3 separate regions of the Homo sapiens genome follow, and all the other regions are linked to region 1. The links are chromatin contacts, found by Hi-C or POLR2A ChIA-PET in ENCODE. All regions are on one chromosome and are shown on one strand. The core of a region is the stretch at or near the end of the contact, and the rest is flanking DNA. Distances in the headings are between cores, read along the strand shown. Region 1 holds the start of ARL15 (ARF like GTPase 15). Region 2 overlaps ITGA2 (integrin subunit alpha 2). Region 3 holds the start of SLC38A9 (solute carrier family 38 member 9).

Region 1 (4,588 bases), core at 1,002-3,501:
ATGTTCAGGACTATCTTTCCCTAAGCTTAACTTTTAAAGGAAAGGCAGAAGCCACCTGCTTCTGAGTGGCTATCCTCCTCTGCATAGAGACTGATAGGCCTCTCGAAAGCCTGACTGGGCAGTAGCCCACACATCATTTATCACTAAGACAATGGTCCATAAGGTGTCTCTTTGCTAACTCAAGCCCTTTATCTTATTTTAAATATGCTTATTCACGAAGAAAAGCAAAACAAACAAAAAATGTTCCATGACTATTTCTGCTCATTGAGAGATTTTGTTTTCCAAATTAGTTTCAAACAAATTGTGCTAAAGAGTGTACGTTTATGGACGTCCATCTCCTCCAAAATCTAGGTGAAAATCTCTTCTAAACCTACATGTGTTTGAATTAACAGAATGCCAAGGAAAATCAAAATTGGATCTAATAGCACTTTGGGAGGCCGAGGTGGGCGGATTGCTTGAGTCCAGGAGTTAGAAACAGGCCTGGGCAACATAGTGAGACCTTGTCTTTACCCTTAAAATACAAAAAATTAGACGAGCGTAGTCGTGCACACCTGTGGTCCCAGCGACTCTGCAGGCTGAGGTGGGAGGATGCTTGAGCCGGCGAGGCGGAGGTTGCAGCGAGCCGAGATCGCGCCACTGCACTCCAGCCTGGGCGACAGAGAGAATCCCTGTCTCAAAAAAACAAAAACAACTTCCCCAACCCCGCCCCCCGCCCAAACCCTCACAACTTTCTGGCTGTAGGAATTCTCGTTTTGCAGCTGAGGAAACAGGTTTGGAAATTAGACTGCATACCTAAAATCACTTGGCTCATCAACCTACAGCTCCCTCTAGGGGGCTGCCTCGCCCTTATTGGTTATGTGCACATTTGGGGTGAATTCCACGGTCATCTAACAGAACTGTTTTGGTAGTCCCAGGTAAACTTACGGTACGGAAATTTGTTTCTTGAGGATACAAAAAAGAAAGGTGTCAGGGGGAAAGTAAAAATTCAACTCCTAAAACATCGCGTGTAGAGTCAGGCAGTCACTTCATAAAGAGTTCAGTCGATGAAGTTTCACTCTTGAAACTTTACTGTATGTATGCAAGCCCTAACTATTAATACAGGTGACAGCATCCACCTTATCTTCCATTCTCCCTAAGCCCTGAGGGTGGGGATGGGGGGGGGGGCACTCCAATCACCTGAGCCTAAGAACATAGCCTAAGAACATGTGTCTGGCATGGTCTGGTTATTTATAGCCTAAAAAAAAAAAAAGCCAGCTTCTTGTCCGATTCAGGCTTTCCCTGCCCAAACCCACTAGCTTAATGCGATATTGACATTACCAGGAAATGCATACGTCCCAAATGCATCTGCTTATAGATGTTTTTACCTCCTGAAATAATACCGGGTCACAAATACTGTTGTGTTTTTTGCAGAGAGCTTCTACTGCTCATTTAATTCAGGGGCGTTGGATTTGTGCTGAGCGTAATTTGACTCCAAGCATGCAAACTGATCAACTTCTTCCCGTGTGTTTGGGGAGTACAAGTGACTACTGCGACTCCTCAAATGTTTTTCTTTTCCTTTTCACGTGGAGGAAAGCGAATTCTCCGAAGACTGTTCGGCGTTCTACGCAGGGGTTGGAAGGGGGGTTCCTGAGTCACCTCTGGCTGCGCGGGGGGCCTGTGTGTACCCTCAGGGACACCAGGCTGGAATCGTCCACCTTACTTTCAAATGATAAAAGTGCGGAGGGTCTTTCTGCCCCTAAGTCGCGTACAGGATTGCCTGTTTACGGAGTACACTTTCACACACTTCTTTCCCGGTGGTGCAGTCTCGTGGCGGCAGAGCCTTTAGGAAGGCTCTGGGGGGAGACAAGATCAGTGGCGACCACGCCTCCCATGTTACAGCGCTCGCTTCCTACTGGGGGTTGGCGGGGACACCAAGGCTCTCCAGCCCGGGAACACGGAGTTCGGCTCCGTTGTACCCAACTGGAAAGCTGTGGAAACACAAAACTCGGGCGGCGACAGCACCAGCCGATTTTCCGCTCTCTTGGCTCTTTCTTCCGCTTGCACCGCCCCCACCCCGGCTCCTCCGCTCAGCACACAGGAACCCACATCCCCCACCACTCCCGCGTTTCTCTCCTGCCACCAGCTGGGGCCTGCCTTTTATAGGCGCCGCAGCCAATGAGCACGCTTCTTTCCTTCTGCCCGCCCGCCTGGCCAATCGCCGCGCCCCTTGTGTAATCTCCGGCTAGTCGGCTGCTTTCGGCTATTTTCGCTGTTGCTGGCTTTTTCAGGAGCTGCTCGCTCGCAGCCAGAGACGCTGCTTTTTTTTTCCGGGTTCGGAGCCGTTCCGGATGCTTTAGGCTGCCGGATGTCTGATCTCCGAATAACTGAGGCGTTTCTGTACATGGATTATCTGGTAGGTGCAGGGCAGGGGTGGCATGTCGCCTCTCGGATCTCGGCGTGCCCGATGGCCCCCTGCCTTGAGGAGCAGCCTTTTTGCTTTCTTTCTTTGGGATAGGATGCCTCTGGGGTTCTTTCTCCCGCAGCCGGCTGGTAAGCCTTTCCCTGGACTCGGAGGGGCAGCCTCCAGGGCGGGTGGGTGGTGGAGCTGACAGGTAAAGGTGCGGCCTGGGCCAGCACGGCTGCAGGGCGAGGGTCGCGCTGGGGCTGCTTGAGAGATGGGGCGGCCGCGGCGGCGCGTCCCCTGCCCGCGATCGGCTTCCTGGCTTCCCTCTGCGCTCTCCGCAGAGGACTTTCTTTCCGGGGGAGCAGGAGTTTTCCTCTCTCCCTGGAGCAGAACTCCAGGTGCTATTAAAGAGCCATAACCAGAATGGCTCACTAAGTGCCCAGCAGCCCTGGTCATTTGATTGTTATTAAATCTCTAAAGCTATGACCTCGGTCGTGGCGGGGTTTTAAAAGCACATTACCATAAAGCAGACGGGTCTAAACTACCTCGCAGGCTGGCACGAACAGGACTGAGTAGGGACAGGTATAGCCCCACCATTCCGGTCTTGGGTGCGTGCCGCGGTTCCACTGTGCACGGATTGGAACCCGGCTGTTTAGGCCAGGCTTGTGCTGAGAAGTTTAGGTGGGAAAAGTGTCAGCACAGTGCTGGGACCGAACATCATTTTAAAAATGGACTTCTATGTGTCTTTGTGGAATTATGCGAGCACCATGTTTTGTTCCAGAAATTATATTTCCCCAGAGTTGCTTGTTTGCGTTTAAGGGGATCCTCATTTACAGAGACTTGTGTTCGATCCTATACGATTATTGTGTTTACCATGTTGGGCAGAACCGCTATTGCCATGCAGAGTTGAAGTAGACGGTTAGAAACATTGACCCTCCTGTCATCTTGTTGGACACATGCACTCGGTTTTCGACTGCAGATTGGCCTGGCAGAGATTTGCCAGTGCCTTCTAGGAATTACACTTAAGGCTGTACTGAGAAAGTCTGTGCATGCTTTGATGGCCAAGAAACGCCGGACCGGCTTTGTGCTGTTATCTGTGTATTTGGGCTTATTTTAGTGTACATAAAGAAAATGTTTCTCCTAATGCTTCAGAGCTTGATGGTCTTGTGGGAAAGGATGGTGACTGCAGTTAATGCATAGCCTTGTGAATGGAGCTGGATCTAAAATTCTGAATTCAAGTTCTGTTTTGTTGTTCATTTGTTGATGGCAGTAACTTCCTTTATCTTTGTGATAAAGGGATATTATTCACCCAGTACTGTAGCTGGTTACGGGGATTATCTGATTATGAACATTCTTCACAATACAAGGTGCCCTGTAAGTTAAGAGAGCTGCCAGAAGATTATTTTCTAAGTTAAATAACTGATTTAATTTGTAATTTATCTTATAAAATACAATACATGGTTTTTGTCTTGCAGTCTGCCTAAATTAAAGCGAAAGTTTGTTGGGATAATTACCAAGTAGGAAAGGGTGACATTGCCTGTACTACTAAAAGCTAATTTTGAATACTTAAATAGTTCTTAAAAAAGAAAATCAGGTGGTTCTGACATTTTATTATTTTCTTTATTTACCGGATGTGTTTTAAATTTATAAATTGCATCACAAAGCTGTCTTTGAGGTGCCAAACCTATCAAAATGCTTAGTGAAAACAAAATTGATAACTCTGGTTAATTACTCAGGCTAACCTCTAGATAGGCATAGTCTAAAGGTGAGTGGATGAATGTTTGTGGGCCCAAGGTTACCTTAAAAGCAGATTAATTTATTTGCCAATTTACTAACAGCTTTGTGTCAAAATCAACAGGTCACAAATTTGACTTGGCCTTTTTGTTTTACCTGGGCTCAAGTTTACCCTAAAAGCAGATTAATTTCTTTGCCAATTTACTAACAGCTTTGTGTCAAAATCAGCAGGCCTCAAATTTGACTTGGCTTTTTAAAAAGCTTTACTTGCCATACATCTTAGTTTTACTTTTATATTTAAAAAAAATCATTATTTTGCCACTTTATCCATCTAAAATTCACAAGTGCAGTGACCAACCCCATAAAAGCCAGTGGCTACTCTTTGGAGGTGAGAAAAGAAATCTTAAAGGAAACAGTTTAGTTTTTGTGAGTGTGCCAAGTGTCCCCTGTGAAAAGATTTCAGAAAATTCT
Region 2 (4,446 bases), core at 714-3,213, 1.3 Mb after region 1:
CCAGGAGGCGGAGCTTGCAGTGAGCCGAGATTGCCCTACTGCACTCCATCCTGGGCAAAAGAGTGAGACTCCGTCTCAAAAAAAAAAAAAAAAATTAGCCTAGTATGGTGGCACATGCCTATAATTCCAGCTATTCAGGAGGCTGAGGCATGAGAATCACTTGAACCCAGGAGGCAGAGGTTGCAGTGAGCCAAAATTGAGCCACTGCATTCCAGCCTTGGTGACAGACTGAGACTCTGTCTCAAATTAATTAATTAATTAATTAATTTAATTAAATAAGATATAAGCAAACTCTGTGAATAAATGAAGTTGGCATGTTAAATGGCACTGCCAGGACAACCTAATGGTAAGAGACTTTTATCTTTGAAAGAGATATAAAGGATGATAATTGGCTAATATTTAAAAGGCTATATCATAAAAGACAAAGACATGATTATTTTGGAAAGAGGATTGGAATAGAATAGCATTCTTGGCCAAGAAGAAGAAATGGACTTCATGAAGCTAATCCAATATGCATGGAAGCTCATCCATGACAGATGAGAATTGGTTGAGGGGATAGGAAGAGGTAGGGAGGACCCAGTTTTTTTTTTGAGATGGAATCTCCCTCTGTTGCCAAGGCTAGACTGCAGTGGTATGATCTCAGCTCACTGCAACATCTGCCTCCCAGGTTCAAGTGATTCTCCTGCCTCAGCCTCCCAAGGAGCTGGGATTACAGGTGCCTGCCACCACGCCCTGCTAATTTTTTATGGTTTTGGTAGAGATGGGGTTTCACCATGTTAGCCAGACTGGTCTCGAACTCCTGACCTCAAGTGATCCGCCCGCCTTGGCCTCCCAAAGTGCTGGAATTACAGGCATGAGCCACCGAGCCCAGCCCTGAAGTGCTTTACTTTTATTCTCACACAAGGTGCTCATAACATTCCAGTTTGATAAGGATGGCATACTTTCTGCTCCAGAGAAGTTGTGTGACTTTCCCAAAGTCACCCAGGGAGTGGTGGGGAAGCTGAGGGTAAAACCCTTGTGCTCCGGCTCCTGAGTATATTCATACAAGAAATTCCTGTCTATGATAGGATGAAAAGATGGATGGTAACTATCATCTTTGCCCAGGAAACAGCTGATGGTAAAGCCAATGATGCTAACATTGGAAATTCTCTAACAGAATTTTTCATTCAAGATTCTGAAAGTTTCTCTTACTTCATAAAGTTTATGTTAAAATAAAATTTAAATATTATTTATAAATGCCAACTACATCCTGTCACTCTCCTTCTTGGATACTTACAAAAATATGTACGTTTGGAACATTTTGTCTCATTTTGCATTAGCTTCCCCTATCTTTATTAATTATCAGCTCTGTAATCTTAGGTTAATTACTTAACATTTCTGAGTCACACTCCTCTCATTTGTAAAGGGGGTAATAATTTTGCAAAGCTCCTAGAGTAATTATGGGTATTACATGTTTGGCAAGGAAAGAGTACTCAATAAATACCAGGTGGTGTTATTATCAAAGTATCACGTGACATAATCTTTGATGTCTGTTATAGAATTAAACTTTTTTTTTTATTTAAAGTTCTCCTATAGGCACATCTGTGGATGACAATGCTATATTCATAACACATGTAGAGCTTTATTAAAGTTTTTCTCAATTAAAAAGTTAAAACTATAAGCTCATATATAGGTGGATTTTTTTTATTTTTATTTTTTGCTATGACACTTGTTCTTTCTATTTCTCCTCTCTCTTTAAGGAAAAAGAATGCACTAGTCCTTGTTAGAATGAAAGACATTTCTACAACTGGAAATACCCTAATTCCCAGTCAGTCCTCATCACACAGAGAGATTGCAGTTCTCTCTGGTTTTTGAGTCACATAATGAGCTCAGATTGTTCTTGCAACAGGCCTTCAGATTAGACAAACAGAAAGAGTGCATATCACCACAAACTCCAGGAAATGATTTTAAACATATCTCAATCCTTTGTAGATTGTTTGTGATAAGAATTGCATCATCCACATTGGAACATCCTGTGTGTGAAGTGAGGGCTCTGAAGCGGGATGGCCCTCCGCCTACACCGAAAAGAGAACAGACCACAGCCTTACTTACAGCCAGAGGGCTGCCCAGGTACTCTACTTGGGAGGTCAGCTTGTTTTAAAATTATCCCGCTCACTTGAGACTGTTAAAAAGGCTCCAGAATTATCAAAGCCATGTCACCACTGTTTCTAGAGTTGAAGTTCATAGTGCAATGAAAGTCTCATAAATGAAACTAGCAAAAGAGTTAAGATTATTTTGTTAAAATCTGGTAGATCCTGATGTAAATATGCCCATAAATTCTTAGAAAACATGGCACACATGACAGAGCTAAAATTGTACTTTAAAAATAACAGAGTGTGATTTAAGAATACTCAGACTAGAGCCTTCAGTGAGTTGTCTGAGGGAAAGGAGTGAAGTCAGGACTTAGATAGAAAGATTACAAAGAAAGTCAAAGTAAGCAGAGGAAAAAGATACCAAAATGACAGCTTCAGAATAAGCAGTAAGGGAATAAAGAAAACAAAGTTGTGTGTGTGTGCATGTATTACATGATAAATCCATGGAAAAAGAACTCGCAATTTGCTAAAGGAATAATTCATGGTCATACCAATTTCTGTGTCCAAAACTAACTTGATTAGTATCAGAAGGAAAGTCAATGTTTAAACAGTCCTTCCCACATCTGCTACTTCCATAATGCCTATGCAACTGTCATAAATTAAGAGTAGAGAAGGGCACAGGGCCCACTGTCAAAACAAACAGGCAATTCTGGGTTCCAAGTTTCATATAATTTTCCTTGAGCCTGAGAGTCGTGAAGACTGCTTGTCCTAACATGGCCCACTCTAGCACTGTAATGGGATAACCCATTCACCTGGATCCTGGCCACAGCCCTGCCCTCTGTGGCAAGGTACCTTGGCAGGGCTGGGCAAATGACAGAGGTCATGAGAAAACCTTGTCTCTCTAATGACCCAGGCCTTGGGAAAAGAAAATGAGCTCTTAAGTTATTATAGCTAGTGACACTGAAAGAAAACAAACACCATTAACTGCAAGGGGTTTACACTGACTGATGTCTTCTATATTATTCAAAGTTGCCTATTCTGCATATAAATCTTCCTCACTGACTCTATTTTACACTCCTTAAGGCCAACAACTATGTTTTGCATTTTTTGCACCTCATGTAGTTTAGAAAATCATGCCCATGGTTTTGCCTCTCTTGTTTCTTTGCTTCATAAGACCAGATCAACAAAAGGACCCAGACAGACTTGCTTGGCCAACTTTTGTTCTCTGTCCTTCCTGCTTCTGAATTCCATATGGTTCAGCCCTTCAGGTCAGACAGGTGCTGTCTCTTCCTCTTGCATGGTGGGGTATGCTTGTATCATCTGGTGGTTAGGCCTTGAGCCTAATCTCAGTGCTACACCTTGCCAGAAAGCTCTATACTGGAGTTCAAAGCCCTGGCCCAGCCAATAATAGAGTGGTGCCTTGCTTCCCAGACCTATTGTCCTGTGTTTATACATCATTCAGGGATGTCATGAGAAGGTCCAGGCAGGATTTAGAAATGTCCAGTGTCCCTGGTCTTACCAGCACTAGGATCTCACTATAAACTACAAATATACTTGTCTTTCAACAATGTCTTGGATACTTAGAGGTAATCCTGGACAGAGAAAGGAGATATGGCTGCCTCTCATGTTCCCAGAACTCTGCCTGGTGGGATCCTCTCAACTCTGTGTCCCTTTTCGTCTTGTTCAACTTCCAACCAGCAGCATGGCCAGTGGTTGAGCCCCTTACAATCCTTGAAAGGCTTATCACCTTCAATAATGTCTATTACTGATGGTGGCTCTTAGATTTACTCTGTCCAGGAAAGCTGTTACTTAAAAGAATTGCTTCAAACTCGGTGCCAGATGTCCTCAGCTAGGCCATGTCTATGAACTAGAACAGTGGAGTTCATCTGAAGCTCCCTTTCAGCTCAAACATCTTAAGTCAGTCTACTATAGCTCACTTTGTATAGCACTTGGGATGAATCATTTAGAATTGGGACTTCCATTTAGTCATTTAACAAATAATTGTTGATCCTTTACTCAGTGCCAGATATCACTCTGGGTGTGGAGAATGCAGCAGTCAACAAAACAGTGTCCCTGAACTCAGAGACAGTGGCAGGAGACAGATAATGAGCATATAAACAAGTATAGATCATTTAAGATAGTACTAATCATTAGAAAATAAATCCACCTGTAAGGCTGGAGTGACTCAGAGAGCAGTCGAGTGCTATATAGATAGGGTTGCTCTGAAAGGTCTATGAGGAAGAAACATTTGAGCTGAGACTGAAAGATGAAAACCATTTGAGTGATGATCTTAGGGAAGACTCTTCCAGGCAGGAGAAAATAATTTGCAAAAGCTTTGCAACAGGAATGAGCTAGGCATGTTCAAGGAACAGAC
Region 3 (4,844 bases), core at 82-2,581, 1.4 Mb before region 1:
CCTCCGCCTACCGGATTCAAGCGATTCTCCTGCCTCAGCCTCCAGAGTAGCTGGGATTACAGGTGCACACCACCACGCCTGGCTAATTTTTGTATTTTTAGCAGAGACGGGTTTCACCATGTTGGTCAGGCTGGTCTCAAACTCCTGACCTTGTGATCTGCCCTCCTCAGCCTCCCAAAGTGCTGCAATTACAGGTGTGAGCCATCGCACCCAGCCTAAATTTGAATTTTCAAGTTTAGGTTTTTTGTTTTGTTTCGTTTTGTTTTTGAGACAGGGTCTTGCTCTGTCACCCAGGCTGCAGTGCAGTGGCACCATCATAGCTCACTGCAGCCTTAACTCCTGGCCTCAAATGATCCTCCTGCCTCAGCATCCCAAGTAAGCTTGACTACAGGCAGGTGCCACCCTGCCCAGTTAATTTTTTAAATTCTTTTGTAGAAATGGGGTCTCCCTATGTTGCCCAGACTGGTCTCCAACTCCTGGCCTCAAGTGATTCTCCCACCTCAGCCTCTCAAAATGGTGAGATTACAGGCATAAGCCACGGAGCCGGTCTAAATTTTTAGTTTTTTTTCTGGCATTACAGACACTGTTTCTTCTGGTTTAAACAGAAAAAAGAAAAAGAAACAAAAAGAGCCACTGGCTTCCTTTGTAAGAAGAGCTTAGGGTGGCCATATGCTTTTCAGGGACTGACCTTGAACTGATTTTCATAACAAGCACATTAATTTTACTTAGACTGTATGTTTACTTGGGGAGGTTTTGGGGAAAATTGCTGGGTATGTGGGGTGGGCCTCTAAAATCCTTCTAAAGCCCCTTTTAGCCTAGAGACTAATTTGCAAACACATTTTTAAAAAACAAACCCAAATATCTAGACGACGGAGGGAGCATGCCAACTCAACAGTTTTTTCAAACCAGCTTCCCTTTGTGTCTGTAGGGTCCAAGGACGTAACCAGATCATACAACACGCGCCAGGAAAGCCCAAAAGAGGGGTGATCCCTCGATGGAGGTGCCGCATCAGCGTTTTCTCACGTGGCCTCCGGGGCTCTATGAATGGCAAGAGATTGCATTCCTTCTACTACCCCTCCCAGCCTCCAGCCGGGACAAGGAACTGGAGCAAACTCGGGGCTGCAGTTCCGACTGGACTCGCCCACCTGGGCGCGCCGGCTGCCCAGCCTCCTGAAGCCTCGGGGCTGGGCCCTGCGGTGATGGGCGTGCTGGCCGTCGCAGAGCCCTCTGGGAGTTGTAGTCCGTAGCGGCGAGAGGTTTGACAGCGACCGCGGGCTTGGCGCATTCAGAACTCCAACTCCCGCCGGCCCCTGCGACCCAGGCTATTGCCGCTTCCTGTTTGGACTAGGAGCCCCGCGGTCGCAAATTGCGAGAATTTGGGAAGGGAATCTTTATCTTCTCGTCTAGTTCTCCGAGGTTGAAGGCTCGGCCTGCTCAGGTAGATCACGTTCCCACGTCTAGCAAACTCGCCCCTCGGGGAGGTGGGAAGGTATCCGAGGGAAGGCGGCGGGAAGGGTTGAAGTTGGGGCGAAGCCGGCTGTCACCTGGGATAGTTCTTTGCAGCGCATCGGAACCGTCTCTTCTTTTGGGGCTCAGGGAGGCCATAGCCTGGAGCCGCGGAGACTGCTCCGGAGGCACGGCGCGCGCTCCTCAAGGGCTCAGGGAAAGAAAGTCAGGAGTCCCTCGGGGTCTGAGGAAATCCGAGTGTCTATGGGAGTCGGTGTCAGCTGGAGCCTTAGAGAAAAGATAGGGTTGGGGTAAATGAACACCCTGACCCTCGGGTGAGAGAAGGAGGGAGTAGGAGAATTGTGGGACTTGCAGGAATGGGAGCACCCTTCTTTCTCTCTCTTGAGATAGGGTCTTGCTCCGTCGCTTGGGCTTGAGTGAGGTGGCGCGATCACGGCTGGGAGCACCTTTCTCCATCCCGAGTTGGGGACATCTAGAGGGGGAACATGAGGGAGGAACCCCCTTTGGGCCTTGAGCTAGGACCACAGAGGGGGTGAGGGCCATGACTGGTAAGCCCTCGCCACGCTTTTCACACGACTCAGTTGTGAGAGTGAGTGTGTTGATAGTGGGTAGCTTGACATCTCAGCATAGTAAAGCTGGAAGAGGGGTTTGAGAGCAGCTAGTCAAGCGCATTCTCCTCATTTTACAGAGAAGGAAACTGAGGTCCACCGAGTTGGAGAAACCTACTCAACACCAGGTAACCATTTAATGGCAAACTCGACCAACACCTAATTGTCATGACTCCCAGGCAGTGTCTTATCCATTGCCGTGCTCTGTAGATGAGCACACTATAAGTTGTAAGTTGTACCTCCACCTTGTTTTCTTTTTTCTTTTCTTTTCTTTCTTTTTTTTTTTCAGACAAGAGTCTCGCTCTGTCGCCCAGGCTGGAGTGCAGTGGAGTGATCTCGGCTCACTGCAACCTCCGCCTCCCTGGTTCAAGCGATTCTCGTGCCTCACCCTCCTGAGTAGCTAGGATTACAGCTGCCCGCCACCACGCCCCGCTAATTTTTGTATTTTTAGTAGAAACGGGGTTTCACCATGTTGGCCAGGCTGGTCTTGAACTCCTGATCTCAAGTGATCCGCCTGCCTTGGCCTCCCAAAGTGCTGGGATTACAGGCGTGGGCCACTGCGCCCAGCCTCTTTTTTCTTTTTAATACCTTCAGACATGACAAAGATCTGACATATGTAGGATAGGCAGCTGCTGAGGAGAAAGATTTTTTAAAAACGTTTTGGCCAGGTGCCGTGGCTCACGCCTGTAATCCCAGCACTTTGGGAGGCTGAGGCAGGCAGATCACGAGGTCAAGAGATCAAGACTATCCTGGCCAATATGGTGAAACCCCGTCTCTACTAAAAAAAAATACCAAAATTAGCCAGGTGTGGTGGCACATGCCTGCAGTCCCAGCTACTCAGGAGGCTGAGGCAGGAGAATCGCTTGAACCCAGGAGGCGGAGGTTGCAGTGAGCTGAGATCGTGCCACCGCACTCCAGCCTGGTGACAGAGTGAGGCTCCGTCTCAAAAAAAACAAAAACAAAAACTAAACAAAAAAAGTTTCAATAGGTCAAAATTACCCATGTCCTAACTTGAGAAAAATCTCTCTGCCTCATAAACAACTACAAACTTCGTGTTAAGATAGAAGGTTCGGCGGATTGCGGTGGCTAACGCCTGTAATCCCAACACTTTTGGGAGGCTGAGGTGGGCGGATCATTTGAGGTTAGGAGTTCAAGACCAGCCTGGCGAACATGGTGAAACCCTGTCTCTACTAAAAATACAAAAATCAGCCAGGTGTGGTGGTATGCGTCTCATCTGTAATCCCAGCTACTTGGGATGCTGAGGCAGGAGAATTGCTTGAGCCCGGCAGGCGGAGGTTGCAGTGAGCCAAGACTGCACCACTGCACTCCAGCCTGAGCCACAGAGGGAGATCCTGTCTTAAAAAAAAAAAAAAAAAAGTTGTCACCTATATAGTTGCTTTGTTTCTAAGAAAATAAAATTTACCTTTCCTTCCCCTAGACTTCTGAGAACAGTTAGACTTAGATTCCTTTTCTTTTCTTTTTCTTTTTTTTTTCTTTTTTTTTTTTTTTTTTGAGATGGAGTCTTGCTCTGTTGCCAGGCTGGAGTGCAGTGGCGCAATCTCAGCTCACTGCAACCCCTGCCTCCCGGGTTCAAGCGATTCCCCTGCCTTAGCCTCCCAAGTAGCTGGGACTACAGGCACACGCCACCATACCCGGCTAATTTTTTGTGTGTGTTTTGGTAGAGATGGGGTTTCACCATGTTGGCCAGGATGGTCTTGATCTCCTGACCTCTTGATCTGCCTGCCTCGGCCTCCCAAAGTGCTGGGATTACAGGCGTGTGCCACACACGCCCAGCCAGTTAGCCTTAGATTTCTAATCACAATCTTAAATACTATATATTTCAGTTACATACATAAAATAATATGCTTTTAATTGTGATTTTATAATACTCTAAATACTTACAATAAAGGGTAAACTCAGCATAGGAGGATGGAATACCAACCTGAACTACAAATTGAAATAGTATTGTTTAGTATTTTTTTTTTCTTTTTGGGGTTAGGGGCAGAGTTTTGCTCTGATACTCAAGCTTTAGTGCAGTGGCACTGTCATAGCTAACTGTTACCTTGAACTCCTAGGTTCAAGCAATCCTCTTGCTTCAGCCTCCCAAAGCATTGGGATTACAGGCATGAGCCACCACACTGGACCTATATGGTATTTTTTAAAAAGTATATATGGGCTTAAAAGTTAAAAAAAAAAAATCACTTAGAGGTTAAAAATGTCTACCAGGCCTGCATTTTGTAACATACTTAAATTTCTGTCGTTTGCTAGGGTTTTTTTCTTTCTTACCACTGAAATATAACTTGAGAGCATTTAGTGTTCCCATTGTAGAAGGAGAGATTCTTTGGTACCACAGCGTTGCTTTGGTAATTTTTTTGTGAGACCACACTATCCTCCAGCACTGTCAAATTTAACGCCTTTTGAAGCATTTATTGATCAGGTTGGAAGCATGTTCCAACTGTCACATCAGAATAGGAGCATTATAGATCCTATTGGCTAACCAGTAAATGATTCATCAGGAAGAGATTTAGATAAGTTTGTTATTGGAGTTTATAGCTGTTACAGACTAATACAGAAGAAAATATATATACATAGCATAACTGCTTCCACCAGGGTGACTTTTTTGTGGTGTGGTTCCATTTGCTTTTATGTTGGCATACTACAGAGGTGAGTAAACTATGACCAAATTTGGCCTGCTGACAGATATATTTTTTTCATAAAGTTCTATTGGAACACAGCCATGCACACTCAATTGCCTTTCATGCTAACAGG

What was found. A loop is a pair of places that touch in the nucleus more often than their neighbours do. ChIA-PET counts read pairs that join two places held with the same protein, here RNA polymerase II (POLR2A). Pooled maps may share reads with other maps.
Region 2: a pooled map shows a loop between it and region 1 (2.7-fold over the local background). The contact joins the enhancer-like site here to the promoter of ARL15 in region 1. A Hi-C loop is called at or near these places in 2 of 50 pooled maps. POLR2A ChIA-PET finds 5 or more read pairs at or near these places in 2 of 52 experiments (activated CD8-positive, alpha-beta T cell and activated naive CD4-positive, alpha-beta T cell).
Region 3: a loop to region 1 is called in a map of CD8-positive, alpha-beta T cell, with 6 times the contacts of the local background. The contact joins the promoter of SLC38A9 here to the promoter of ARL15 in region 1. A Hi-C loop is called at or near these places in 4 of 168 maps with a recorded cell type or tissue (B cell, CD4-positive, alpha-beta T cell, CD8-positive, alpha-beta T cell and 1 more) and 9 of 50 pooled maps.

What each region holds. Positions count from the first base shown.
Region 1 is chr5:54,308,236-54,312,823 of GRCh38, reverse strand. ARL15 (ARF like GTPase 15) reads left to right here and starts at 2,251. Exons shown (of 5, transcript NM_019087.3): 1 at 2,251-2,392. The coding sequence starts at 2,345.
Region 2 is chr5:53,029,413-53,033,858 of GRCh38, reverse strand. The region is part of intron 2 of ITGA2 (integrin subunit alpha 2); the gene reads right to left. All of the region lies in intron 1 of LOC124900974 (a long non-coding RNA gene), which reads left to right. Among named protein-coding and RNA genes, the nearest start is that of ITGA2-AS1, 41 kb to the right of the region's middle. Within about 2 kb of position 1,963, at least 9 of the 41 ENCODE cell types and tissues checked have a DNase peak (open chromatin) inside an H3K27ac peak, as active enhancers do.
Region 3 is chr5:55,708,811-55,713,654 of GRCh38, reverse strand. SLC38A9 (solute carrier family 38 member 9) reads left to right here and starts at 1,331. Exons shown (of 16, transcript NM_173514.4): 1 at 1,331-1,438; 2 at 2,156-2,203. RefSeq lists enhancers at 425-1,068, 904-1,093, 1,184-1,233, 1,804-1,883.